2 separate regions of the Homo sapiens genome follow, and region 1 is linked to region 2. A link is an interaction called in ENCODE POLR2A ChIA-PET data of the cell type or tissue named here. Cell type or tissue: IMR-90. All regions are shown on one strand. Links, peaks and the distances in the headings refer to the core of each region. The heading gives the core; the rest is flanking DNA. Region 1 has its middle 8.0 kb from the start of IPO5. Region 2 overlaps FARP1 (FERM, ARH/RhoGEF and pleckstrin domain protein 1).

What was found. Peaks named below come from ENCODE experiments on the same cell type or tissue, not always from the same donor. Only the 100,000 strongest peaks of a DNase experiment are listed, where the experiment ranks them.
Region 1: POLR2A ChIA-PET joins it to region 2 with 18 read pairs; 2 of 35 experiments call an interaction of 5 or more read pairs at or near these places.

Annotation. Positions count from the first base shown.
Region 1 is chr13:97,942,719-97,948,712 of GRCh38, reverse strand. No RefSeq gene overlaps it. Among named protein-coding and RNA genes, the nearest start is that of IPO5, 8.0 kb to the left of the region's middle. In IMR-90, for the core only: no CTCF peak of the experiment used is centred there; a DNase peak (open chromatin) is centred at 1,282; H3K27ac peaks cover 1,129 bases.
Region 2 is chr13:98,244,128-98,250,603 of GRCh38, reverse strand. All of the region lies in intron 2 of FARP1 (FERM, ARH/RhoGEF and pleckstrin domain protein 1), which reads right to left. Among named protein-coding and RNA genes, the nearest start is that of MIR3170, 39 kb to the right of the region's middle. In IMR-90, for the core only: no CTCF peak of the experiment used is centred there; no DNase peak of the experiment used is centred there.

The sequences.
Region 1 (5,994 bases), core at 5-2,504, 300 kb after region 2:
GGAGTTCGAGACCAGCCTGGCCTACATGGTGAAACCCCATCTCTACTAAAGATACAAATAATTAGCCGCGCGTTGTGGCGGGTGCCTGTAATCCCAGCTACTTGAGAGGCTGAGGCAGGAGAATTGCTTGAACCCGGGAGGCGGAGGTTGCAGTGAGCCGAGATCGCACCATTGCACTCCAGCCTGGGTGACACGGCAAGACTCTGTCAAAAAAAAAAAAAAAAAAAAAAAAAAAGGAAGAGAAAGGAAGAAAAATGTTTGTCCTTATTTCTTAAAATATTCAATGAGCTTATATTGTGTTCGAGTGATTAACTGTGGTGCCTTTAGGTGCCCCTGAAGTAGTCATAACTTTTTACTCTAACTCCTAAACCTAACACCACATCTATCCACATACAAACAGGTACATACTTATTTCCCTTTCAATATCATTAGTCTTAGTTTTTTGAATGTTGAGCCTGCAGGCTTTAAAAATACAACTTAGGGCCAGGCATGGTGACTCATGCCAGCACTTTGGGATGCCAAGGTAGGAGGATTGCCTGAGCCCAGGAGTTTGAGATCAGCCTGGGCAACATAGCAATATCCTGCCTCTACAAAAAATAAAAAAATTAGCCAGGCGTGGTGGCACACACCTGTAGTCCCAGCTACTTGGGAGGCTGAGGTAGGAGGATCGCTTGAGTCCAGGAGGCTGAGGCTGCAGTGAGCTGTGATTACCCCACTGCATTCTAGCCTGGACAATGGAGAGGGACCATGTCTTGGGGGAAGAAAAAGAAAAAAGAAAAAATCCAACTGAAAAAATATTTTTAGCTGGGCACGGTGGCTCACGCCTGCGCCTATAATCCCAGCACTTTGGGAGGCCAAAGCAGGTGGATCACTTGAGGCCAGGAGTTTGAGACCAGCCTGGCCAACATGACGAAACCCTGTTTCTAGTAAAAATTCAAAAATTAGCCTGTCGTGGTGTTGTGCGCCTGTAATCCCAGCTACTGGGGAGGCTAGGGCAGGAGAATCACTTGAGCCTGGGAGGTGGAGGTTGCAGTAAACCAAGGTCGCTCCACTGCACTCCAGCCTGGGCTATAGAGAGACCCTGTCTCAAAAAAAAAAAAAAAAAAAAGAAAAGAAAAATTAAAGTGTTCACATATAAATGAAGCAACTCATTTAGAGAGGAAGGGAAAGGCCTGGAAGCCAAGTGTTGGCATTTCCACCAAGGCTGAGCATTCTTATACGGAGACCCTGCCGAACTGCCTTTCCTGGGACGCATATTTTCATGCTACATCATATATTTGGTGAAGCAACTCAGCTACACCCTTTCAGTGGGGGTTGAAGATGAATCAGCCCATCATGTTGTAATTCAGACAAAAGCAAGGTTTATTTTTTTTCAGGCAATCATTCTAAAATGCCAGAGGAAATGAAGCCCCTTGGCCCACTGGCCCTGATCTGTGCCAGGTTTTGCACCAATATTGAAAGCCTGTTCTGTTCTGTAGGACTTGCCCCTGAAACAAAGGATCTTCCTGAAATGCATCTCCACAGACTCTCAACTCAAAAATTCATCTCTGTGGGAGAGGGGACATTTTGTAGCATTTTGTCTTCAGCTTGTATTCTACAAAAATCAAACTTCAGATATGAAAATTCTTTTAAACTATAGATTTATTGAACTAGAAAGGGCCAGAAGAACTCTAATTGATACAATTAGGACTTACATAATTTATCTAAGAGAGGATTAGATATGAAGCAACCCAGAGAATAAGAGTCTAATCTGCACTTAACCTTCTCTTTCCTTCCTTCCTTCCTTCCTTCCTTCCTTCCTTCCTTCCTTCCTTCCTTCCTTCCTCCCTCCCTCCCTCCCTCCCTCCATCCCTCCCTCCCTCCCTTCCTTTCCTTCCTTCCTTCCTTTCTTTCTCCTCCTCTCTCTCTCTCTTTCTTTCTTTGAGACAGAGTTTCACTCTAGTTGCCCAGGCTGGAGTGCAATGGCATGATCTTGGCTCACCACAACCTCCGCCTCCCAGGTTCAAGTGATTCTCCTGCCGCAGCCTCCCGAGTAGCTGGGCTTACAGGTGCCACCCCACCATGCCCGGCTAATTTTGTATTTTTAGTAGAGACGGGGTTTCTCCGTGTTGGTCAGGCTGGTCTCAAACTCCAGACCTCAGGTGATCCACCAGCCTCAGTCTCCCAAATTGCTGGGATTACAGGCATGAGCCACTGCACCTGGCCTAACCTTTTAAAAAGAAATTTTTCATGGGCAAAAGATCTGAATAGACATTTCTCCAAAGACGATATACAAATAGCTAATAAGCCCATAAAAAGATGCCCATACACAGGAGGCTGAGGTAGGAGAATCATTTGAACCCGGGAGGTGGAGGTTGGAGGTTGCAGTGAGCTGAGATTGTGTCACTGCACTCCAGCCTGGGTGACAGAGCAGGACTGTCTCGGGGGGGAAAAAAAAGATGCCCAACATTAGTCATCAGGGAAATGCAAATCAAAACCACAGTGAGATACCACTTCATACAAACGAAAATGGCTATAATCAAAAAGTCATAATAATAATGTTGGTGGGTATGTGGAGAAATTGGAATCCTCTTACACTACTGGCGGGAATGTGAAGTGGTGCAGCTGATTTGGAAAATAGTCTGGCAGTTTCTTGAAAAGTTAAACAGAGTTCCATTTGACCCAGCAATTCTGCTCTTTAGCATATACCCAAGAGAAAAGGGAACTTGTAGTCCCAGCTACTTGGGGGGCTGAGGTGGGAGGATCACTTGAGCATGGGAGGTCAAGGTTGCAGTGAGCTATGATTGCACCACCGCAATCCAGCATGGGCAACAGAGTGAGACCCTGTTTCTAAAGAGAAAAAAAGTGCAAGCAACCCAAATGTCCATCAACTGAGGAATGGATAAATAAAATGTGGTACATGCATACAATGGAATATTATTTAGCAATAGAAAGAAATATGAAATACTCATATATGCGGCAACATTGGATGAACTTTAAAAACAGTACACTAAGGGAAAGAAGGCAGTCACAAAAGATTACATATTATATGATTTAATTTATATGAACTAGAATAGGCAAATCTATAAAGACAAAGTTGACTAAATGGTTGCTTAGGGCCAGTGGAGCTGGGGGTGGGGCAGGAGAATGATAGCTAAAGGGTGTGTTTTTTTAATGGATAAAAGTGTTCTAAAATGGATTATACTTAAGGTTGCACAGTTATGCATATGCTAAAAACCATGAAGTGTCCTTGAAATGAGTGAGCTGTATGGTATGTGAATTATATCTCAAGAAGAAAGAAAGAATGAAAAAGAAAACTCTCTAGGTTTCTTCCTGGCTGCCAGAAAATTCTTTTTTTTACTTTTTGTTTTTTTGAGACAGGATCTTGCTCTGTCACCCAGGCTGGAGTGCAGTGGTGTGATCACTGCTCACTGCAGTCTTGACCCCCCGGGTTTGAGTGATCCCCTCACCTCAGCCTCCCAAGTATCTGAGACTGCAGGTATGAGCCACCATATCTGGCTAATTTTAACTTTTTTTTTTTTTTTTTGTAGAAACAGTCTCCCTATGTTGCCCAGGTGGTCTTGAACTCCTGGACTCAAGTGATCCTCACGTCTTGGCCTCCCGAAGTGCTGGGATTACAGGCATGAGCCACTGTGTCTTGCCAGAAAATTCTTTCCCATATTTAGTATTTTTCTTTTTGCTCACTCTAATAAACACTTGTTTTGTTTTTGGTAGAGACAGAGAAGAGTAAAAAACTTCCTTGTCTTGAATCATAAATCTAATACTCAAAGGCCATTATTATATTAGCCATTTGGAGGAAACGATTTCAGTGCCTTTAACCTTTTCTTATAGGATTCATTTTTATGCCATTATTTGCCTTTCTACCTCTCTTGGAGCTTCTTAACCATTCTGGGCCTCAGATTCTTCGCCTATAAAATGAGACTGGTGGACTAGATCTCAAAGACCCCTTGCAGGTCTGAAGTCCTGTGATGAATGTCGGCATCCTTTGAGAAAGCATGAACATGTACAAATGAAAACACTTTTCTGAGCCGTGGAAGGCAAAACTGTAATCAGCTATGAAAAGAAGCTGGAAACAGACTGAGGGAGTCGAGTTTTAAAATCAGTGAACACAGCATGAAGTGGGCACAGCAAAGGCCTGAGAGTCAGGAAACTTAATCTCTGCTTTTATGACTCATGGTAAGATTTGGGAGAGTCACATGACCTCTTGAGTACATTTTCTTTTCTATAAAATGGGCATCATATAATCTGCCTACCTCTCTCTAAGCAGTGTTTTCACTGAATGATTAAACAAGTAAATATTACTGTAATGCACATATTATAACAATATTTTATATATGATTCACAACAAAAGTGCTGTTATTGAAACAATTCTTTCCTTGAAAGAAAATTTATGATACCTATTTTTAAAATTCATTTCATTTTGGTTTTATCATCTCCTCTTAAAACTTAATGAATATAGGCTGGGTGCAGTGGCTCACGCCTGTAATCCCAGCACTTATGGAGGCTGAGGTGGGCAAATCACTTGAGGCCAGGAGTTCGAGACCAGCCTGGCCAACGTGGCGAAACTTTGTCTCTACTAAAAATACCGCAATTAGCCAGGTGTGGTGGGACAACCTGTAATCCTGGCTACTCAGGTGGCTGAGGCACAAGAATTGCTTGAGCCTGAGAGGCAGAAGTTGCGATGAGTGGAGATGACACCAGTGCACTTCAGCCTGGGCGACAGAGCAAGACTCTGTCTCAGAAACAAAACAAAACAAAAAACTTAATGAATATGGCATAGTAAAATGTAAAGAAATATAAAAATAAAAGCTCAATGAAATCATGGTTAATGTGAACAAAGCTTACAATAACATTAAAAATTAATAAAAAGTATTTTTCTTCCAAATTTGGCTTTGTAAAAGCCTATGTTAATTATAAAAATTGTTAAGCATTTTTCTAGTTGCCACTTCCCTCACATCTATATTGTTCTCATTGTTAAGGTGTCTTATGTTGCTTTTTTTTAAAATTATACTTTAATTTCTGGGGTACATGTGCAGAACGTGCAGTTTTGTTACATAGGTATACACGTGCCGTGGTGGTTTGCTTCACCCATCAACCCATCATCTACATTAGGTATTTCTCCTAATGCTATCCCTTCCCTAGCCCCCCACCCCCCGACAGGCCCCAGTGTGTGATGTTCCCCTCCCTGAGTCCATGTGTTCTCATTGTTCAGCTCCCACTTATGAGTGAGAACATGCAGTGCTTGGTTTTCTGTTCTTGTGTTAGTTTGCTGAGAAAGATGGTTTCCAGCTTCATCCATGTCTGGTGTCTTATGTTTCTGAGTAGAACCAGAGGTCAAGGGACCATGTCAGATCTCTCCGTTGTTACACCTTAATGCCTGTAACAATGCCATGCATCTGGTATTTACTCATTAAAAACTGATGACATTTATTGCCTGCTAATGGAAGAGGTTAAACTGCTCAATGTAAATAGGACATTGAAAATTTGCAGTCCAGACAGAATTTTTTTGTGTGGGTCTAGTGATTTCTGAGAACCATAAAGCTAATTTAAAGCATCTTAGGCAATAACAAATATCTCATGGTATTCATGAGATCAATGACATCATGAAACTTAGGAAACTGAACAATAGTCGCAAAAGTTGACACACTTAAAGGAGAGATGGTCTTCCAAGCAGGGAGACTGTATGATTTTCCAGGGGTACCACCTTTGCTCAAAAGAGCACGGAAATTCCCCTGTTTGGAATTTGGAATCTGTCCAGAGTCAGATTACCATCCCTCAGGAAAATCAACCTCATTTCTTATAGCCACGCAATGTGGTTAATGATGTTTGCTTTTCCTCTCTTGTAAGCTATTGAGTTATCTTCAAATAGGATGCATTGCATAGGTAACAATGGGATCATGCCAATTACTGTGTAATTGGAGTTAGAGATAGGCCTGCTTAAAATCAAGAACAATAGGCCGGGCACAGTGGCTCACACCTGTAATCCCAGCGGTT
Region 2 (6,476 bases), core at 2,144-4,643:
GATTACAGGCACCTGCCACCATGCCCAGCTAATTTTTGTATTTTTAGCAGAGATGGGGTTTCACCATGTTAGCCACGCTGGTCTCAAACTCTTGACCTCGTGATCCACCCGCCTCGGCCTCCCAAAGTGCTGGGATTATAAGTGTGAGCCACCGTGCCCGGCCCTCATATTTTTATTTGTTAAACTATACTTACACTTTTTATAGCCTCTTTTGTAAATATGCCATATTTCACAATTTAAAGTTTTGACAGATTATGTGAGAAAGAAACAAATCATGTACAAACCCAAAAGACTGGCATTATTGTACCTTTCTTTAGAACCTAAACCATTCAAAACACATATGGTTTCAGATTTTAACATCATTATTTTGTGACTTGAGATGGCATTTTAAAGAATGACAGACTCAGTTTTGCAGGTTTTTAAATCCCACATTTCTTTTCAAAGTGTCTGTGTTTCTCCGATTAAGTCACTGGGCCACCCCAATGTTTGGTGTTCAGAAATCATTGGTGAATCTCACGAGTAAATTTAAAGCGATGTATTTTCTCATACATATAAAATCATCTATTTTCTCTTTTATTAAATGCCTATCCTTTCCAAGGCTTAAAAGATTGAAAACTTAAAAATTAGGTTTTCAAAACAGGTCAACAATCTAAACCCTGATGAATTTTGAAGATTTCCAAAAGAAATTTGGGGAAGGAGCTGTCAAACATCGCATATGTAACTGAAGGGAGAGAGGTGGGGAACCAGACTGTTCATTTGCCCCTGGAATTTCATGTTGTCAATACCACCACGGGGAACCATCACTAAGAAACGGTATGGCCTCAGGTTTCCGTCTGTCTTTTTTCTTCTATAATGCTCAAAGACAGGTGTAAACACAAGGCCTGTGTGATATTTCTTTGGGAGATGTACATCTTGTTACCTTCCTGCCTCCCCGAGACATAGGCCTGAGTGACATTAATCATTCCAATAGCCAAACAATTTCTGTGTCATCAATGGGCCATTAGCTGGGTGAAGAACATGGTGGGGAAACACAAGACTTCTGCCAAAATATCTCTGTTGCCACAAGGAAAAAGTAAAACAGTAAGCAGACCAGAAGTTCTTTTTAATGATGTATTCCTCAAGCAAAAATCAGACCTCTTCCCTCAATAATGGGCTGTAACACTCTTGCAAAAAAGCGTCTATCTTACAAGAGTTTAAGTTCTTACCATGTCACATAAAAGAAGTATCGTATCATTAAAAATTTTATGTTCCCAAAAAAGTTCACCAAGTACATTAACAAGGAGCTATACTTGCAATATTTCCAAAGGCAAAGTTGTAACAGTAAAATAATTCAATTAAAGCATCACAAAAGATACCTGAAAATTCCTATTCGTCTAAATGAGCACCCATGGGTGCTCACTTAGTTGAAATACAGTCGATTCTCATTATTTGCTGTAGTTGCACTCTACATGGTCACCACTGAACTAGGGAACACTGAACTGTTGCGTCTAGGAGAAATACAAGATTAGATTCTGAGATCTTCTGTCATATTCTCATCAACTGAACAATATAAATTTGTTTAATGTGTGTTTCTGTTAAAAGACACTTTACTTAATATACACTGTTGACTCATTAATGTTGAATTAATGGCCAGTAAGTAGCACTAGAACTTATGCCTAAATGAAGCTTCCCTAACACCCGTTTTCTCTGTAAGGCACATTCTCAGCCTTCTTGCGCTCAGGAACCCTGGACAGTGCTTCTAGCACTACACTTCAGAGCCATTTTAAACAGTGAAATCACCAACAAAAAGCACGAAAACGCAAACAAATCACGGCACTAACTAGATCATCAAAAAGGCACCTGTTTCCAGCGCGAGAGCTGAGACAAGAAGGCAGACCCTCATTTGAGTTCAGCTGAGAATGTGCACATTGGGCAACTCACATTTTTCTGTAATCCTGGGCAGGTCCACAAATGACCAGGAAAGCACCACAAGCTTGATTTGGGGACTACAAATTTTAGGGAGTAGGTGGATTCACAAATACGGAATCCATGAAGAATGTGTTATCCAGTGTGGTAAGGACTCAGCATATCCTAGATTTAACATTAATATCCAAAAGTATTTCTGAAGCTTCTCATGATTTCTTAAAACATGAGACATTTTGTTTCCTGACACTATCCCATCCTATAAAAGGATACTGTATTATGTCTATGGCCACAGGAAAATACCTTGGGGAAGCCCTCTACCCGGGGAGAAACAGCTCACATCACTGCTAGGAGGTATCTCCTTACCCCTCCCTCTACCCTCAGTGTCCCTGAGTCCACTATTAAATCTCATTCCACCCAAATACAGTAGAAAAGAGTTCAAAAATCACAGAATATTTCAGAGAGAACTGGTTCACTATTTTTCTAGGTACTGCAAAATCTATCCTTTACTCATGCCAGATATTAGACAGAGGTGTCATTGGCCCATTTCTCTCATTAGAGTTGCTGTTTGCTGGGCTGGACGGGATTGCACCCATTGGCCTGTTTGGGAAGACAGGTCCGAGGTACCCGCCTCTCTGATGCTGAGAGAGGCTGCGAAGGTTTTTGTTCATAAAATTTGTTTCCTTCTTGGACCCTTGGCAGAGATGTGTTTCTGGTCTTAGTGTCAGGAATCTGCGACTCTTCTGAGAACTGGTTTATTCTTATCATACGACTGCTGATCAAGTGTCCAGCATTCAATACACAGCTCTTCACAAGGATCGCTGGAAGCTGATGACCACATCCGTGGCTTGGTGGCATTCACTTTGTGAAGAGGCCTCCTTCTGGATGCTGCGGACATCTTGCCCCTGTTCTCTGTTTCTGTTTGCCTGGACTTTCTTATCGGCTCCCAATCCGCATCATCTACACTCTGGCTCCTCGTGAACTGCCTGGAATCCGTTGAAGGTGGAAGCTGGGGTCAACCTACCAACCTTTGCTCACCTTCCTAACTTTCTCTGGGAAAGGTTCCTCCCCTGCCCTGGATCCCAGCAGAGCCCTGAGCTCACTGTCTGTTGTATCCTTCTCCGTCTTCCCTCCTCCCATGTTAGTTCAAATAGCTCTCTCTGTTTCACACCACCTGTCCTCCCAGTGAGCTCCACTCCCCCAGCAGGGCTGCGGGGATGGATAGCCCAGCCAGTCATACTGGGGTGTCTGTCTGCGTTAGTGACCCGGCCTGGTCATTTAGAGCTTAGTGTGACTTTCTTAAAGGGCAGTTAAAGAACTCTATGTGGGGGCCAAAGTGGGCCCAGCCAGGGGTGTGGAAGGCTGCACACCACCAACAGAGTACACACCCTGGGCGTGACACTATTGGTAGATGGCACGCATCGTCTTCTAGGTGTAGAAAGGAACAGCTACTTTTTTTTTGGAGACAGAGTCTCACCGCCACCCAGTCTGGAGTGCAGTGGTGCGATCTCAGCTCACTGCAACCTCCGCCTCCTGGGTTCCAGTGATTCTTCTGCCTCAGCCTCCCGAATAGCTGGGATTACAGGCATGCGGGTTACAGGCATGCGCCATCACGCCCAGTTAACTTTTGTATTTTTAGTAGAGACGTGGTTTCACCATGTTGGCCAGGCTGGGTCTTGAACCCCTGACCTCAGGTGATCCGTCCACCTTGGCCTCCCAAAGTGCTGGGATTACAGGCGTGAGCAACTGTGCCCCGCCAAGGAACAGCTGCCTTCTTAAACACAGGAGTTCCAGCCCTCGGTTCTGTGTAGACGGTTGTATGCAGGAAGTGCACAGGCAGAATCCATGGGCTCAAGGAACAGCTGGATTTTTTAAAGCTAATTAACAATGTTCCATTTCAGGGCTCTGGGTAGAAAGCTCTGACAAAGCCACTGTTCACTAACGTGCTGTGTGCTTAGTGATGTCATTCTGTTTGTGGTGTAAGTACCTGGTTAAAATTAAGCTTTTCTAAATGCCTCCCTTATAGCATTGTTTCAGTACCCAGGACTAAGAACTTTGAGCTTTTTAGATTATCCCCAGAGGAGAAGGAGGGAGTATAGTATGTAAACACACACACACAACACTCACAAACACACAGGCACACAAGCAAGCACACACACACCACTTATTTTGAGACTCTAACAATGAAAACTGACAACCATGTTTCCTAGACAAAAACTATAGACTCTAATTTTTTTTTAAGTTACAAGAATCAGAAGACTAAGCTTATTTTTGCTGATCTACAGATGAGAATTAAGAATTTATCTCGGGGCTGGGCGCGGTGGCTCACGCCTGTAATCCCAGCACTTTGGGAGGCCGAGGCGGGGATCACGAGGTCAGGAGATCGAGACCATCCTGGCTAACACGGTGAAACCCCGTCTCTACTAAAAATACAAAAAATTAGCCGGGCGAGGTGGCGGGCGCCTGTAGTCCTAGCTACTCGGGAGGCTGAGGCAGGAGAATGGCGTGAACCCCAGGGGGCGGAGCCTGCAGTGAGCCGAGATTGCGCCACTGCACTCCAGCCTGGGTGACAGCGAGACTCCGTCTCAAAAAAAAAAAAAAAAAAAAAAAAAAAGAATTTATCTCGGCCGGGCGCAGTGGCTCACACCTGTAATCCCAACACTTTGGGAGGCTGAGGGGGGCAGATTGCCTGAGCTCATGAATTCGAGACCAGCCTGGGCAACACGGTGAAACCTCGTCTCTACTAAAATATAAAAAGTTGGCTGGGCATGGTGGCGTGGCGGCGTGCATCTGTAGTCCCAGCTACCCGGGAGGCTGAGGCAGGAGAATTGCTTGAACCCGGGAGGCGGAGGTTGCTGTGAGCCGAGATCGCACCACTGCACTCCAGCCTGGGTGACAGAGTGAGACTCCCTCTCCAAATAAAAAAAAGAATTTATCTCAAAAATCCTAAGAATGGGATACATTTCTGCATTTTCTGTGCTGCTCGAAATTGTTACTGTAAGTAACCATGTAACACCTTTGTAACACAAAACAAGTTCTTCTTCTAAAGAATAGTTCTATTAACCCAAAAAGATTCCTCTTGTATTAATAATGAAATACACATCTGCTATTCTATCTAGCTCAGGCTTGATCATCCACTTCCTTTAGGAAGGAAAACTGGGGGAGGCTTTTTAAAAATTAAGCTTTGCGTTTACACAAGTAGAAAATGCCTCCTGTGTCACTCTAATTGTTTCAATTAAAGTACTCACTTCGTATTACTTAGTTGCTGCAGTGTATGATTTTGTCACATAAAACACTGAACATGGGAGCTGAAAATCTGTTTTCTCATTAAAATCAACTGTTCTCACATAAACATCCCACAAAGTGCTTATCAATAAGCTGGTAAGACAAACATGTATTAAAGTAGATCTGACTTTATTCGCCTTTCTAAATGGCTTTACAATTAACAATCCATTCTTTGAATAAAAAAGTTACACAAAAATTACTGTAGATTTCTCAGAACACAGTAATATGGTAAATGAGGTACTCCTTTTAAAAACTAAACCCTTTCAGGAATTAAACTTCAGCAATTCCAGTTAACATTTAAAAACTAAAGAATCTAATTAAGAGACCACTCAGGAAAGGAAGATGGTTTTTAACTTCTGCACTAGCAATAAACCAAATCCCTCTCTTTGGTCTAATTTATGGCTGGAATAGAAATGAATCTTCCCCTAGTGGCAAACAACCCACAGCAGAAAAGCTGTATTGCTTCCCTTTAAGAGGCACCAAATCTAGTAGATCAAACCAAGCCTCCTGGAGACCCGTTTAGGAGTGGATGGGCCCCTCTGTATGCAGCTTCACGTATCTGAGATCACATCTGTATCTACTCCTACCCAGCAGAAAAATCACTTATTGGGCACTGAAATGTGTTAATGTCACCTTTGAATTTAACTCTGGCCATTGCCAATCAATTTCTTTGAATGAAATAATGAAACAGGACTTCAAGTCCTGACTCAAAAAAGATTAAGAAGCTCTTCAGTGACTGTGACCGCTAAGCTTCTACTTCCAGCCCAGTTTGTGTAAGAAATAGAGCCTGTAAGATGAGTGAGAATTCTGTCCTCTCCAAACTTCTCAATTAGATGTGAATGGTGCTTGGGCTTCATGGAGCATCTCAGTACCCAACCCGTCCAGGAGGAGCCGGTGGCTTTGAGGAAGGAGGATGAGGACACCATCTGGGAAGAGAGGAGAGCAAATGCTACTCCCTTGAAAAGGCGCTTTTTGTTGTTGTTTTTTAAAAAACAGTAACAATAAAGAGACACAGCAAAGTTTTGGAAGTGATGGATATGTTTATTACCTTGACTGGGTGATGGTAACACCAGCCTATACTTATATCCAAACTCACCAAATTGTATACATTAGTTATGTACAATTTTTTATATACCAGATATATCTCAATAAAGCTAGGAAGTGGGGTAGAAAGGGTGTTTGCTGGGAAAACCAAAATGGCAATCAGCTAGGAATCTGGGATGGACTGTATTTTCATCACTAATTGTACCCAATTCTGTTCAACTTTAAAATTATGCAAAACTCTCCAG